2 separate regions of the Homo sapiens genome follow, and region 1 is linked to region 2. A link is a contact called in ENCODE Hi-C or POLR2A ChIA-PET data. All regions are on one chromosome and are shown on one strand. The core of a region is the stretch at or near the end of the contact, and the rest is flanking DNA. Distances in the headings are between cores, read along the strand shown. Region 1 overlaps KCNAB1 (potassium voltage-gated channel subfamily A regulatory beta subunit 1). Region 2 holds the start of KCNAB1-AS1 (KCNAB1 antisense RNA 1).

Region 1 (6,746 bases), core at 295-2,794, 63 kb before region 2:
TCCCAGCTACTCAGGAGGCTGAGGTAGGAGAATCTCTTGAACCCAGGAGGTGGAGGTTGCAGTGAGCCAAGATCACACCATTGCACTCCAGCCTGGGCAACAAGAGAGAAACTCCGTCTCAAAACAAACAAACGAAAACAAAAAACAAACAAAAAAACCAACCAACCAACCAAACAGAACCTGCATTTTCTAGTCTTTTTGTGATACTGGTTGGTGCCATTTACCGACTATTTTTTGTCCCACTAGCTTCTGGGAACCAAGTAGAGTTGCATTTTGTGGCCCCCTTGTGGTGAGGTGGGGCCATGGGAACAGTTCTGGCCACTGAGTGGGAAGTAGAAGGGGCAAGTGTCTCTTCCTGACTGGAGCATGGAATTGCCAGACTGAGACTGTCCCAGGTTGTTTTTCCCTCTGGCTTTGCAAGCAACCACTTTGGGATCTCCAAGTGACCACCATAAGCAGAGCACCCTGCCTACCTGCAATGAAAAAGAAGCCTGAGGGCTTGTTACATGTCGCTGAGGTGTGGAGCTTGTTAGCGCAGCCTAACCTAGCTTAGACTGACTGATAACCATCCTCTGGTGATTTGTACACAGTCAGCCTGATGCCAGGCTTTGACAAACTCGGGCTAGATGATCTTTCGGGTGCTTTCTACGTCTGAACTTTGTTGGTTCTGTAAACAGGTTATTAGCTATTAACTTCTGGTAAGATGCTTACTGGCCATCCGATGGGAAAAGCCCTTGTCAGGTCTTTCTGAGAGCTGCTCTTGCAAAATAGGCAGTGTGAAGAGATTAGATTGGGGATGGGGGCAGGGCAGAGCTCTCAGAGAGAGCAGCTATATAGTTGGGAGCAAGGAGTAGGTACATTCCCAAGGGTCAATTCAAGTTGGCCTGAAAGCCAACTTGGCAGCTGGAATTTCTATTTCTACTTTTAACAATTCAACATTTCCTGCCACTAGAATTTGTATATAAATGAATGGGTAATCTGCTTCAGGGGTTTTCATCCTGGGTGAAGATGGTCCCTTAAAATTTTGCTTGCCTGGAAACCCTTTTGTATGAGGCCTAAACTCCTTAGCACTGTAATTTAGGCCACTTCAATCCACTCTTAGGATAAATACCCATCCTGATTTGCCCAGAATTATCCCAGTTTTGCACTGAAAGTCTGGCATCCTAGGAATTCCTCAGTTCTGGGCAAACTGGGACAGTTGGTCACCCTACAGGCCATTTTGTTTCTTTCTAATAACATCACTGTGAAGATAAATTCTCCTCACCCCACCCTGATACTTGGCAAAGTTAGGTTTCAAGCTCTTCCCATGTGCTCTGGCTCAAGTCAGAAAAAAATAAAACCTCAACAGCTTCTGTTCTGCAGAAAGAGGTTTACAGATTTCAATATGCTAGCCAAAAAGAAAAAAATTATTCTCAGCTTGATTCTTTTGCCAGCTTGATAGGCATCGGCAGAGATGGGTGGTTTCCAACAGCGTTTTTCGCCCCTGAGCTGGTTTTGAGCCTCGCAGCTCTGCCACTTGACGGCATCCAGGTTTCCAGACGCTGGCAGGGATGCTACAGTCTGTCACCATCAGGCCTGCTTTGAGTTTTTCTGTTCTGACAGCTAGACAAGATGTCATTTGAAGGGTGTTTAGTACTTGGGTGGTTGTTTTCAGGGTGGGTGAGCCCCAGAGTAGATTTGATTCAGGAAACATTAAATGTTGGAGGCTGGTCTGTATCCTACTTGAAGAGTCAGATTAAAGGGTTGTATAAAATTAGGCACTTTTTATTCTGCAATTAAATAAGTTCACTGCCCTTTTGCTAAAAATGGATAATGGACAACTGAATGGCAGCTTGTTGGAAAATGGTGAAACCCAGAGTGGCTAAAGCTGATACAGCATTTGCTTCACCACCGTCTTTTTACAAGATATTATGAAGTGACTAAGGAGAGTATATTCAACTTTCAGAAAATACTTCTGAGTGAACTCTTTGCCTGAATGTCCTTCTACTCTGCAGCCTAGTAGCCCGATAGTAAAGAATGATTTGCTGAAAAGCCCGATTTTCCCTTTCTTCATCACTCTCTTCCCTCCTTTAGCTCTCAAAAAGTCCTGGGTCTCAGACCAAAGGTTGTTCTAGAAACAACTTGCTCTTGGAGAAATGTACCAAAGGAAAATGGAGTGCAAAAGCAAAAAAAGTCTATTTCTAGGGAGACCAAATTAGGAAGAAATGAGAACATGAGATATGAGTAGAAAGAAAGGAAGGGAAATAAGGACCTTTCTAGAGGCAGGGATGGTTCATGTGGTAGGCAGTCATTAGGTGCCAGGGAATATAGTTGAAGATGTGCTGGGATAGGCTTCTTGTTTCATATATTCACACTGGCACAGGAACCGCATCAGAACTTGTACTATTTCTTCTTTTAGATGAAGTTGGGTCCTCCTCAGAAAACTTCCATTCTGTGAAAACTCCCTTGGAATGGATTCCTCAGAGAGGTTTTGTTCTTCTGGCAGGAGAAGGAGGGCACCTGAAGGGGTAGGGGCACCTGGAAGGTGAAAAAGCATGGGAAGGAGGGTAAAGGCAATGAATATCATTTTTTCTACTTCAGTACCTTTCCAACAGCTGGCCCCATGGGAAGGAAAAGAAAACAAGAAAGAGTAAGAATAAAATTGTTTGGATTGGACTTTTCTCCTAACCAACCTCCTCATGAATTTAATCTCAGTAAGATTTGTGCAAGTAGAGTTTGCCTTAATGTCATTTATTTCTTTAAGACTTTGGCTTTTCCTGCCAATGCCAAAGTGCCAGTCAGAGTACCTTTAGGGCTTTCTAAATCTGGGGCTTTGAGGGAGACATCCGTGTTTGAGAAACATGTGCCCTAAGGAAGCTCAGAGATGAGGATGATGATAAAAGTGCTACTTTGGGAATCTTGTCTGCTCCAATAAGCCACATCACTCACAGTCTCCATGGCCCCCACTCCTTGTTTCTAAAATGCCTGGTTGTTTAGTGCCTTCTAGATCTTTAAGTCTATTAGCTTAGAAAGAAGCTTATCAGAGAAGAAACCAGTCTGTGTTCTGCTTTAGACAAAAGGAGGATCTTGTTGGATGGAAGAAAAAAAAAAAAGCATCCAAGTTAAAGATATACATATTGCCTACAATAAAAATAATTATTTTAATATGCTTTTCAAAAAAGCATATTTAAAACATTATTTCAAAATTAAATAAAATGTCAGATATGGCACAGTTACCTAATTTAGAAGAAACAAAAGCAAAATAAATTATACTAAGAGAAACTTTTGTAGAATAATATTTTAAGTAAAACCAGAAAAGGAAGTTTAATTTAGGTAATAACTTTATAAATGAACACAGCAAAATACATTCTTGACATTTTTCTGAATGTTAGACTCTTTCAGAAGTTTATTCATTCTCATAAGCAGTGATTTCCCTGTGATTAGCTCATTAAGTATATCTATAAATTAAAGTGAGCACTTTCTATTTTGTGTATTTGTTGTATTCTGCAGATTGGATTTCAATTTTTTTAATGTAGTTTTTCTGATTATAAATCATGAAAGATTTAATCACCTCTTTAGGTCAAAGAAATTGTATGGCTCTTCTTATCGCCCTCAAGCTTCTAAGCAATGGGTATTTCAAATAATTCAATCATGATTGTTACTGGTGGAAGGTATCCAAGTTACCAGCAGTGAATCCATACAGGTCTCTAGCAGTCTCAATTCTTGCCTCCTCAGAAGAAATAATTTGACAAAGGGGCATAAGGCAGAAAAAGAGACCGAGGCAAACTTTAGAGTAGGAGTGGAGTTTTATTTTAAAAGGCTTTAGAACAGAAAAGAAAAGATACTCTTGGAAGAGACCCAAGTGAGTAACTTGAAGAACAAGTGTGGTGTTTAACCGTGATCCTAGGACTTTATACGCTGGCCCCTTTTCCATGATTCTTCCTTTAGGGTGGGATGCCTTCATGCGCAGTGCCCTCCTTGCCATTGACAGGTGAGCACACACAGTGTGTTTAGGAAGTTGCACAAATGCCCATCTGAGGCTTTCTTCCCTTTTCCAGTGGTGTGCCCTTGGAAGGTCGTTCTCTGCCATTATGTCTCTTAATGCACATGACAGGGAAGTTGCATCTCTCTGGCATCTGCATTCAATTGACACTTCAGTGCAACAGGTGTGGACCATCAGGAAATGACCTCTCCCTGGTACTGGCTGCCAATTTATCACTTTTAGAGAGGCAATGTGATAATTGCCAAACCATCACCCGACATTCCTACTGGGTGGGGAAAGAGCCCTTTCCTGCCCTGCTCATGCCTGTCTAACTACCTGTAACATGATTATCAATATAAGTGTAAAATTAGGTCAAATTTACTTATTAGACACAGGGCATTGTTTAAAGTCACCTCACCTCATCTCTGAGGAAATCTACCAATTTCTTTACCAAACTGGGGCCAGATGCTCAAAGGTTCCCTTACCTGATAATGGTGACCACCAACAGTCTTGGAGCAAATGGGAGAGGTCCCAAAGGAAAGATGAATCTTTGAGAACCAAAGCCAGGGCTGCAAGGCCCAGCTTCCCTTTCATGTCAGCTCCTTATCCTTTGCTGATCCTGGAGGATCTGAACCTGATTCATTCATTCTTGCTTGCTTGCTTTCTCTTGCTTGCTTGCTTTCTCTCTCTCTTTTTTTTTTTTTTTTTTTTGCCTGTATGCTACTCTACAATCTCTGTAGACTTACAAAATTTTCCTCTTCAAATTGAAAAGTACTATGCATTCTAGAAGGTTGGCTGGGTCAGGGCAGATGTGGCCAGGGTGATTGACACAGGGATGAAGTCCCAGGATTCAAAAGGGTGTGGAGCGGGGTGACTGCTGAAGCAGCCCCGGGCCAGAAAAAACAAAGAATGACCACCTTTGTGCTGTAGGGATTGCCCGAGGCCAAGCCAGGGAGCTGAATGTTGTGATCTAACCTTAGGGAATGAGTACAGAGCTGGACAGAGAGACAAGCCCAAAGGTTAGAATTGGCCTAGGGATAGAATAGAGATCAAGAGCAAACAGAAAGTGATGCAGGGGATTTAATGGGGTTTCATGTTCTCAGATAAAAATGCACAGTCCTATCTTTTAATCCAGTGGCATTTCCCATTATTTAGTATAATTTTAAAACATTTTTGTTGGCTGCATATATTCCATTATAGCTGTAGTGTAATGTCTTTAGCCATTTCCTTATTGTTCAGTTACAGTGATTGATTTTCAAGATTGATTCTCATTTTTAATACATTCAAAAATTAAAATGGAAAGGACAATTACTAGACAGATCTGTATTCACCAGTGTAAGTAGAAAAATATAGATTTTTCATTGTTAACAATATAAACATACTTAACAAGCAGGGGCAATCTTGCAGCCATTAGGGTGAATCAGTGTTTTAGACCAAGCAACTCTGAATGCTGAAAATGGTGTGAATGAGCGGGCACTCTTGGAGATGTGTGCAGGATATGGACTTATTTTTTTAAAATCCAAACCATTATAGAAGAAAAGAGTCAGAGATTTTTCTTAGAAGAATAAAGTTAAGACTAAATTAAATGGTAAAGAAAATTCACCGCGTATTTGTTATTGTACTTTTAAAAATTCTTCTCTAAGTTCAGGTTCCATTTGTTAATTTAAAAAACATATCGCTGCTATTTATACTGGGTTTCATTTCTGTAGAAAAGACATAAATGTCTTATGGTCAAGGTGTCACTCTGTTATCTATGCTTGGAAAAAGTCTGGTCAATTTGTTCATGAAGACCAAGGGAGGCATCACGGATCACCTGGCAACTGTTAATTGAAATATGTATGATATGGTAACCAGTGCCAGAACCCTGCAGACCCAGCAAAAATCAAAGGAAGTAGAACCTTGTATCTGGAGCTAATCCTATAAAAAATTTGCTTCTGAAATAGGATTGGAGTGAGGTCTTTAAACAGGAACCAGGATTGAAATTAGGTTCAGAGTTCCTGGAAGGTTGATGAAGGCTCTGAGCTGGGACTGTGAGAGCCCCTTCAAGGAGCAAAGAGCCTCACAGAGCAAAGAGTCTCGCAGAGCAAAAAGCAGTATAGCAAGGACAGTGTTTCTTCTCCCAGTCTGGTCCTTAGACATCCTAATAATATTCTAACACCACGTTTCCCAACACTCTGTGACCTTGAGCTGATTCTCTTCAGTCTGTCTTCTTGGGAAGTTCTGGTGTGAGCCCAACCAAGACTGCATCCCTGTGATACAAGTGTGAGTTACATCATAGTCTATTTCTTGCTAAGGCCAAAGTAGAGGAAGTCGAGGTAAATTTGCAAATGCTATTTGAGCCAGTGGCCATGGAAATAATTATGCTCACATTCTTCACAACAGAAAACGCAAGAGCATGCCTCACATGCCTCACATCCTGTGGGCAGCTCCACTCACAGTTCAAACTCTCTGCAGCATCTGTTCACCAGCTGCACAGCAAATCTCTTGAGAAGCCCACAACAGTTGAGGGCTTAGTATCCAAGCTCTTTGCACACCAACCTCCAGCTTTGACAAGTCTGTCCTTTCACGTCAGGGGCATTTAATGATTAAAGAATCTCAGCTCTCCTAGTCTTAGGGAGTTGGAAGTATTGGCAGATAAGAGAGACTGGGCTGTGATGGTGCAGGTGTTTTGGTAAGTTCCCTCCCACCAGATGTTTCACTGAAGCCTCCAGTTCCACAGCCACATGTCTAGTAAGTCAATTCTGAAGGTATATGATCTGACATCACAGCAAAGTAGTGGGGTCCG
Region 2 (7,689 bases), core at 1,041-3,540:
CCAAGGGCAAGAAGCCAATTCCTCACCTCCATTACCTGTCTTTACATCCCAGCGCCATCATGGGCCTTCCCCTCAGGCCAGATTTCTAAGAATTTGGTTCTGTTTGTTTTGTTTTGATTCTGCATGAAATAAAGAAGGTTAAGGTAACTATGTAGCTTCCCTCTCTTATTGAAATAACAGTGCCCTCTCTACACCATCCCGTGATTGCCAGGGTGCAGGAGCATGTCTGCTGGATTTAAATCCCAGCTTTTACTCCACCACTTACTAGTTATTTAAACTTTGGGCATGTCATTTAACCTCTGGAAAATAGAGATGGCAGCAATTGAGTAAAAGAAGAAGAAAGGCAAGTCAGGGTGTAAAGAAAAGGATGGGCTGGATGCTGTGGCTCACGCCTGTAATACCACCACTTTGGGAGGCTGCGGTGGGCGGATCACAGGGTCAGTAGTTCAAGACCAACATGGCCAACATGGTGAAACCTTGTCTCTAATAAAAATACAAAAATTGGCCGGGCACGGTGGCACGCGCCTGTAATCCCAGCTACTCAGGAGGCTAAAGCAGGAGAATTGCTTGAACCTGGGAGGCGGAAGTTGCAGTGAGCCCAGATTGTGCCACTGCACTCAGGCCTGGGTGACAGAGCGAGACTCTGTCTCTGAAACAAAAACCAAAACAAAGCACAAAGGAAAAGGATGAGATGCTACCGGTATGAGAAGAATATAAACTGTGGTTCTCAACCCTGACTGCAATTAGAGTTATCTGAGGATCTTTTAAAAATACTGATGCCAGGATTCCACTCCCAGAAATTCTGATTTCACTGGGGTGTGGTGAGGAATCAGGTCAGCAATACCATTTATATCCCCCCAGGATATTCAAATGCGCAGTTGTGGTTAAAAACCTCTTGTTGAAGATAGTGAGGAAAACAACCAACGTTCCACAAATGCTCTCTGGTTAGAGACACTTTCTTAGTAAGGGTGAGAATGCTTACTGATTGAACAAGCAATTATTACTCACTTACCCTGTGCCAGGCTCCAGTGCAATGGCTAAAATTTAAAATTTAAATTAAACTTAAACTTAGTCCCTGATCTCAGGATAGTTGCAGTCTAATGAGGAAGTCACAGCCAAAAATAAACTATGCGGTTACAATATAGTGTGGTCAATATGGTAATAGCAGTTAGTTCAAAATGGTAGGAGAAGAGTAAATGGAATGACTTCTTCTCCTTTCAAAGAAACCATAGAATCATGAAATAATAGAGATGAAGGAAGCTCAAGGTTCCTAATTTTGTGCATAAGGAAACAAGAAATCAAGAGATTGGAGGTTTCTCAGAGTCACAGAGTTAATGCAAGAGAACCTAAAAAATTCTAATGATGTAGCAAGACATACTTTAACTCACCAGGGGAAGTGCTAAGAAACTATGGCTTAGCAGCACTGGACTCTGAAGCTGGAGTTCTGGGTCCTGAAAAATAAGTAGAATTTGGACATAAAGGCATGGGGAAGGTTTAGATTTTCAGTGGAAGGCTCAGCCCATAGCTCAAAGGAGAACATGCTCACCAGGGTAATGACCTGGAGCTTAAGGATCTCAGGTGGTGGCCAACAGCTTAGGGCTCCCTCCTCCACATCAACTCTAGTTTTGGGCTTACACCTATTTCTTGCTGGATACGCAATTTAGAGGGATGCTCCCACCTCCAGTTCCACTCCTCTTTGGGGGTTATACTATACAACTGAGACATTGAACATGTTAATTTTACCTGGTGTATTGCTTAATTTCAATGTGACCTAGGGTTTGAACCTCTTATCTTAAATTCTTTAGTGACGTAACAGATTAACACCTCAAAATAGATGAAATGTCTCTCAATTATGACTACATTTGGTCAGTCTTGACTATATTAAGCTGCAGTTCACATGTGCTCTGTTTACCAAACTTAAAATCATTAAATCTATATTGAAATGTGTTGAATTGGCTCTCCATTCTCCCCATACTCTGACCTTGGTGTTCTCCTAGAGGTTTCACCTTCTCTCACACCCTACACATCCTTTTACACCAGTAAATACTATTGCTTCCCCTTCAAAATTTATCCAAAATTCAACCACTCCTCGCCATCCTCACTACCACCACCTTGGACCAAACCACTGTCATGTCTCACCTGGATTATGGGAACAGCCTCCTAACTGGTCCCCCATGTTTCAGCCTCGCCTCTGCAGTCTATCCTTAGCACAATAGCAGAGTGTTCCTTTTAAAAGAAAGTCAGATTGTGTCACTTCTGTATTCAAAATTATTCACTAGCCTTTCCTAGGTCCTTCCTATGATTGACATGACATGATCTGGCCCCCATGAACCTCACCTTCTCTTCTCTGGCCACACTGGCTTCCTCCTTGTCCTTGCTCATGTTGAGCAAGCCCCTACCTCACTGCTCCCTGCAACTGGAACACTCTCCCTCCAGATAAGCGCCTGGTGAGCCCCTTCACTTTCTTTAGGTCTTTTCTTGAAAGCTCCTTTCTTAGTGAATCTTATCTGGCCACCCTATCTAAAATTTCAATACTGATTCCTAGACATTTCATATACTCTATCCCTGCTTTATAAAATTGATTCTCTAACATTCATCAGTCAACATTATGTATTTTATTTTACATTTTATTTATTTGTAAAATTAACATTTATAAACACTATATATTTAACTTATTTTTGTTATTCCTTTTTCTTTACCCATATATCTGTTTCACGATGGGAGAAATAATTACCAGTTTTGTTCACTGTTGCATCCCAATAAACTAAGTACAACACCTGGCACACGGTAGACTCAATAAATACTTGTTGAATGAAAAAGTGAGGAAATGTTAACTGTGGCATAATAAATATTAATATTATAATTGCATTTACATATTCTCTTCTTGATAGCTATAATAATATATTCAAACCATAGGGAGACCAACCTGCACTATAGAATTTTATAACCTTAAGATGATTTAGACCCAAATTAAGGGACATTCTACAGAATACTTGATGAGTACTTTTAAAAGTGTCTACATCATGAAAGACAGGGAAAGACTGAGGAAGTGTCACATATTGGAGTGGATTAAGAAAACATACAATTAAATGCAATGTTGGATGCTGCTTAAGATCCTGGAAGAGAAAAAAAGACAATGAAATTCCAAAAAGATCTATTGTATTAGTACTGTACCCATGTTAATTCCCTGGTTTTGATAATTGCACTATGGTGATGTAAGATATTAAAATGATCTCATCTAAATGTCTAAATATCCTTTATACTCCAAGCAAGGCAGTCATTTAAATGGTAAACATGTTTTTTGAATGAGTACGCAAGAAGTAATTACCCTGATAATCACCAAACGATAATGAGGTAACCAAGATAGATGTGTGTGGTGGGCAGTTTTCTTCTTTTTACCTTTCATCCATCATTTTTCTGTGCTATGGTAGATTTACTCCAAGGAACCTAACACAGGTTTTCAAAGCAAATATTCCTTGGTCCATAAAGGGGTTTAATCAGAAGACACAAAATAGTTCAAAGAGTTATCTTTATACTCTCCCTTCTTTTAAAAGGTTAGAAATAACAATTGTCAGTTTAGTAAAATCATCTTGTAAATAACATCCCACTAATTTGAGATTACACAGTGAAATAATTGTATGCCATTCTAGGTCTCAGGAAAGCATGTTCTCATTAGAGGGAGAAAAATGGTTAAGAAAACTGTCACAGAGGGTTTTTGAGAATCATATTAACTAACAAGTCACCTTAGTTCTTCTGGAGTGGAGCACAGTGGAAAATAAAATCATAGAAACAGAGTTCTTCTGTCTAGAAGGCTGTTGCCCCGTTCCTCTCCAGCAGGAGGGGATGTGTCCTGTCTGTGAGAGGCAACTCCTCCTCAGGAGTAGAAAGTGGACCCCACCTACACTGGGCCACTTACCCATCTGCTTGCTGGAGGCATTTCAGCCAAGGAGAAAGACTTTCCCTTGGCCTTTTTCCACAAAGGGGCATAGCTGGGTGGGTACCCAGGGATAGGGAGAAACATTTCAATCATCTAGAGACTAGAAGAACTAAAGATTATTGATAAGCATTATTCATTTTTCTATAAGTCATAATAAAGATGTTTGTTTGGTAGGAAATATTCATTTTTCTATAAGTCATAATAAAGATGTTTGTTTGGTAGGAAATTATCCCAAAATTTTAAAGATTAATAACAGTCAACAAGGCAATGTAATTCAATTTAACCAACACTTACTGACCATGTACTAAGAACCCACTTCTATTCTAGGGCTGTGGAGATGCAAAGACGAATGAAATAAAAGTGTAGCCCTCAGACAGCTTACTCTCTAGTAAAAGATATAAACTCTATAAACAAGTAGGTAGAAAACAAATGAGTAGCAAGTGTCGAAGGGCCAGGGAGGTAGTCATCATGAACAAAATAAGCTGAATATAAGAATGACAAACTCCAAGAAATGGAAGCAAACACTTTATTCTTATTAAATTATGGAATAGGTATGTAATAATGTAAATATATATAATATTCATATGCTATTTTATATTAAATTTTAAAAACATTGAAAAAGGAAAACAATTATTGCTATATTTTTATTTCATAATTCATTACTGCTTTGACTTGGAATCAGAAACCTCACATCTTTTTTTCTGTACCAAAACATGTTTCAGGCCCTGTATTTTTCACTGTGATGTACAGAATGCAGCCTTAAACACTTATGCCAGGAGGGTGGTTGGTTTTTTTCAGATTAATTTTGGAGTCGAGCCTAAACATAGGCTCTTCCTAACATGGATGGAATTACTACTGTAAATGGTTCTTATATCTAGAATCACCTCTTCCAAAATGTGTGTACAATCCTGGCTTTCAGCATTGCTCTACTTAGACTTCAAATAGACTTCAGTACCGTTTTTGCATTACAGTTTGATAATGTCTAATCATAGCCCAACATAGGTGCTATCAAAAAATAAGAAAGGTAAGCTAAATAATGTTATTTCATTTTCATAAAGTTTGAAGTCTGAGAACATTTTTAGAATTTGGTTTTCAATGGCATAGTTTTAGAGAATAAATTTTATGGTATCTTCATTTCTGGAAACTGATCTCAATGTAGGAAAGTAGATGAAATTATTCCTTTACAAATGAATTTCCCAAAAAGTTACCTTTATCTGGACGGAGAGAAGCTCACAAATGAAACATTTGTGCAATACTTGTGACTGTACCTATAGAAAAATAGTCAAAAAATATAGATAAGTTGTAGAGTCAGCAAAAAGCTCAGGACTTTGGGCTAATCTTCACTGCTAAGCAGAGATAGGGCTATCCCCTGTGATGACATTAACAGTTAAAAAAATCTCTTCTGCACCACAGTGCAAGTAAGCCAGCAAATTCATTAAGCAAATGTTGACCTGATTTTGCTCAGAGACATAGAAGAATAGCCAATTAGTGGTATTAATTACTGAATCCATGGCTTCTCCCATTTTAGCTTTGTGCCCAAAGCAATTTCTGATGAATGAGGAAATTAATGGACTTGGGGATAGTGTACCTACAAAATAGTGCCACCTATGGGCTGTTACTTGACCGGCCTGACATTAACTCCACACATCCTGAGAGCTCCATCTATAACACTTGGTGACTTTGACCAATGCATTCTACATCCAAATGGTCTGAGACCTTTTTCATAACACAGAGTCAGCCATTTCCTGATGTTTTGCCTTTCATGGGCTCCTGTTTCTGAAGTTCCTTGACCCCTTCAAAATTCTCACCACACCACAAATAAATATAGTTAACAGTGTGCTATTCTCTATATCTGTGTTCTCATTTGCTGCAAGAGAAAATGCCACCCATAAATTAACTTGTCCTGAAAGTTCTCAATCTTATTTTTAACATACCAAGCTACAAAGTTGCTCATTAGACTAACATTTACAAATGCCTGTTGAGGCTCTGGACACATAATTTCTGCAGCATTCAAAAGAGACTCTTTTATAAACTGTGTTGTCTGTAAAAAGGTTTTGATACCCAGGCAATTTTTTCGCTTAATAAAGAACTGTATTTCACAGCAACTCACTTATTTTATTCTCATTCAAAAACAAATGCTGCCATTTCTTCAGTCCATTAAATTTTCCAACACCCATCTTTTCTGTGTAGCAGTCAAAGCTGATTTTTTTTTCAATGGTGCCTTAAGATGTAATTTTTCTTTGCAAACATTCTTTGTCTGGATACACTTCCCATCCACCCACCCCCCCCCAAAAAAAAGTTATGCTCCTATTTTTTTCTTATAATAATTGTTTTTTAGGAGATGCACAAGTTCATTTTCCTCTTCTTTTTACACTAAGAAAAATATCAGTAAACACATGGTGGTAAAAAGCTACTACTCTTTGATTTCAGTGCTGGGAATACAACAGGAAGATGTGGAGGCTTTAATTAACTGAGAGGGCACAGTCCTCTGATTTAGGGGCTGTCTACCTGGTGAGGACATCAGCTCTTTGCTGTCAAAGGCAGCTGGAAATCAAAACATTTCAAGAAAAATCTTCTAATTGTTTAAATGTTGGCAACTTATTCAAAATTTATTAAAATACCAAGTGGATCAACAGCATTCTAGTCAAGCAAAACAAGGCGCCCTGTGGGCTGCCCATCTGCAACCTCTGGATACGTAGAGTATAAAAGTAAAACAATTTATACCCTACTTTTATTTTAGTCCCTGAGAAGTAAGAGAAAAGGTACAATTATATGAATGTATTCCTATGGAATATGAACTCTAAGTGCCATAATTAATTTGGAAATGGTCTAATAAGGCAGTGTGGTGTGGTAAAAAGGATACCCTTCTTGAAGCCAGTCCGTTTGGGGAATCCTGGGTATTCCACTTATCGAGTTGGTTAATTTTCGATTCCTCATCTGGAAGTAAGCATAAAGTGATCTGGTAAGCTTCTTAGTATACTGTCTGGCATTTGGAAAGTGTTCTTCCATAAATGGTAGCTAGGACTGTTATTACAAAATGCAAAATATGCATTTTCGACCACATTTCTTTGTATGCCTCCCAAATATCACTTGTGCCCAGGCTCTACTGCTCTCACTCCTGCCGTCCCTCCCTGGTGCTCCCACATTTCATCTCACGGCCTGATGGTGTAGGCCCCTGCTCATCAGCACTCTCTGGAGTTTCCCACCTCCTTTCCTGGCCGGTGCTCTTGCCTCTCCCTAGAATGTCTGTCCCTTTCTTCTTCGTTCAGTTAACCCCTGTGAGACTCGACCTAGCTGTCACCTCTTCTAGGAAGTCTTCCTAGAATGCCACCACCCTCCAATCTAAATAGAGCACTCCCTTTTATCTGCCTTATGTTCACCTCAGTCATAGCATTTGTCAAATGGTCTTATAAACCGTGAGCTCCTGCGAGACAGGAACTGGGCCAATCATCTCACTGTCCCTTACACGTGAGTGCAATGCTTTTATGTGGCATGTAATTAGGAATCAAAAGAATTCATTCCCTCCTTTAGGAAGGGAAAGGAAGGGAATAAATCCTCCTTTTAGGAGGATCTATCCATAAAGGATGGAATGAATAAATGAGGTGCCTGGAGACCAGCATAGCAAGTGCCCACTCCACTTCAGCTTCCCTTCTACTTTACAAAGTTTCAAACGTCTTTGGCTGCTGAGTGTGCATCTCTCCCCTTGCCTTCCCAAACCTTACTCCTGCTGCTGTCTCCACTCTCACCCAAAC

What was found. Hi-C counts contacts between places; a loop is a spot of excess contacts on that map. ChIA-PET counts read pairs that join two places held with the same protein, here RNA polymerase II (POLR2A). Pooled maps may share reads with other maps.
Region 1: a loop to region 2 is called in a map of mammary epithelial cell, with 2.2 times the contacts of the local background. The contact joins the enhancer-like site here to the promoter of KCNAB1-AS1 in region 2. A Hi-C loop is called at or near these places in 2 of 168 maps with a recorded cell type or tissue (MCF 10A and mammary epithelial cell) and 4 of 50 pooled maps. POLR2A ChIA-PET finds 5 or more read pairs at or near these places in 3 of 52 experiments (OCI-LY7, activated CD8-positive, alpha-beta memory T cell and activated T-cell).

Annotation. Positions count from the first base shown.
Region 1 is chr3:156,382,363-156,389,108 of GRCh38, forward strand. All of the region lies in intron 1 of KCNAB1 (potassium voltage-gated channel subfamily A regulatory beta subunit 1), which reads left to right. Among named protein-coding and RNA genes, the nearest start is that of KCNAB1-AS1, 61 kb to the right of the region's middle. Within about 2 kb of position 1,545, at least 2 of the 41 ENCODE cell types and tissues checked have a DNase peak (open chromatin) inside an H3K27ac peak, as active enhancers do.
Region 2 is chr3:156,444,646-156,452,334 of GRCh38, forward strand. It overlaps KCNAB1-AS1 (KCNAB1 antisense RNA 1), which reads right to left and starts at 2,291. Exons shown (of 3, transcript NR_046618.2): 1 at 2,140-2,291; 2 at 1,389-1,451. The region is part of intron 2 of KCNAB1 (potassium voltage-gated channel subfamily A regulatory beta subunit 1); the gene reads left to right. It overlaps LOC124906298 (a long non-coding RNA gene), which reads right to left. Exons shown (of 5, transcript XR_007096140.1): 3 at 6,801-6,874; 4 at 6,048-6,119; 5 at 4,450-5,205.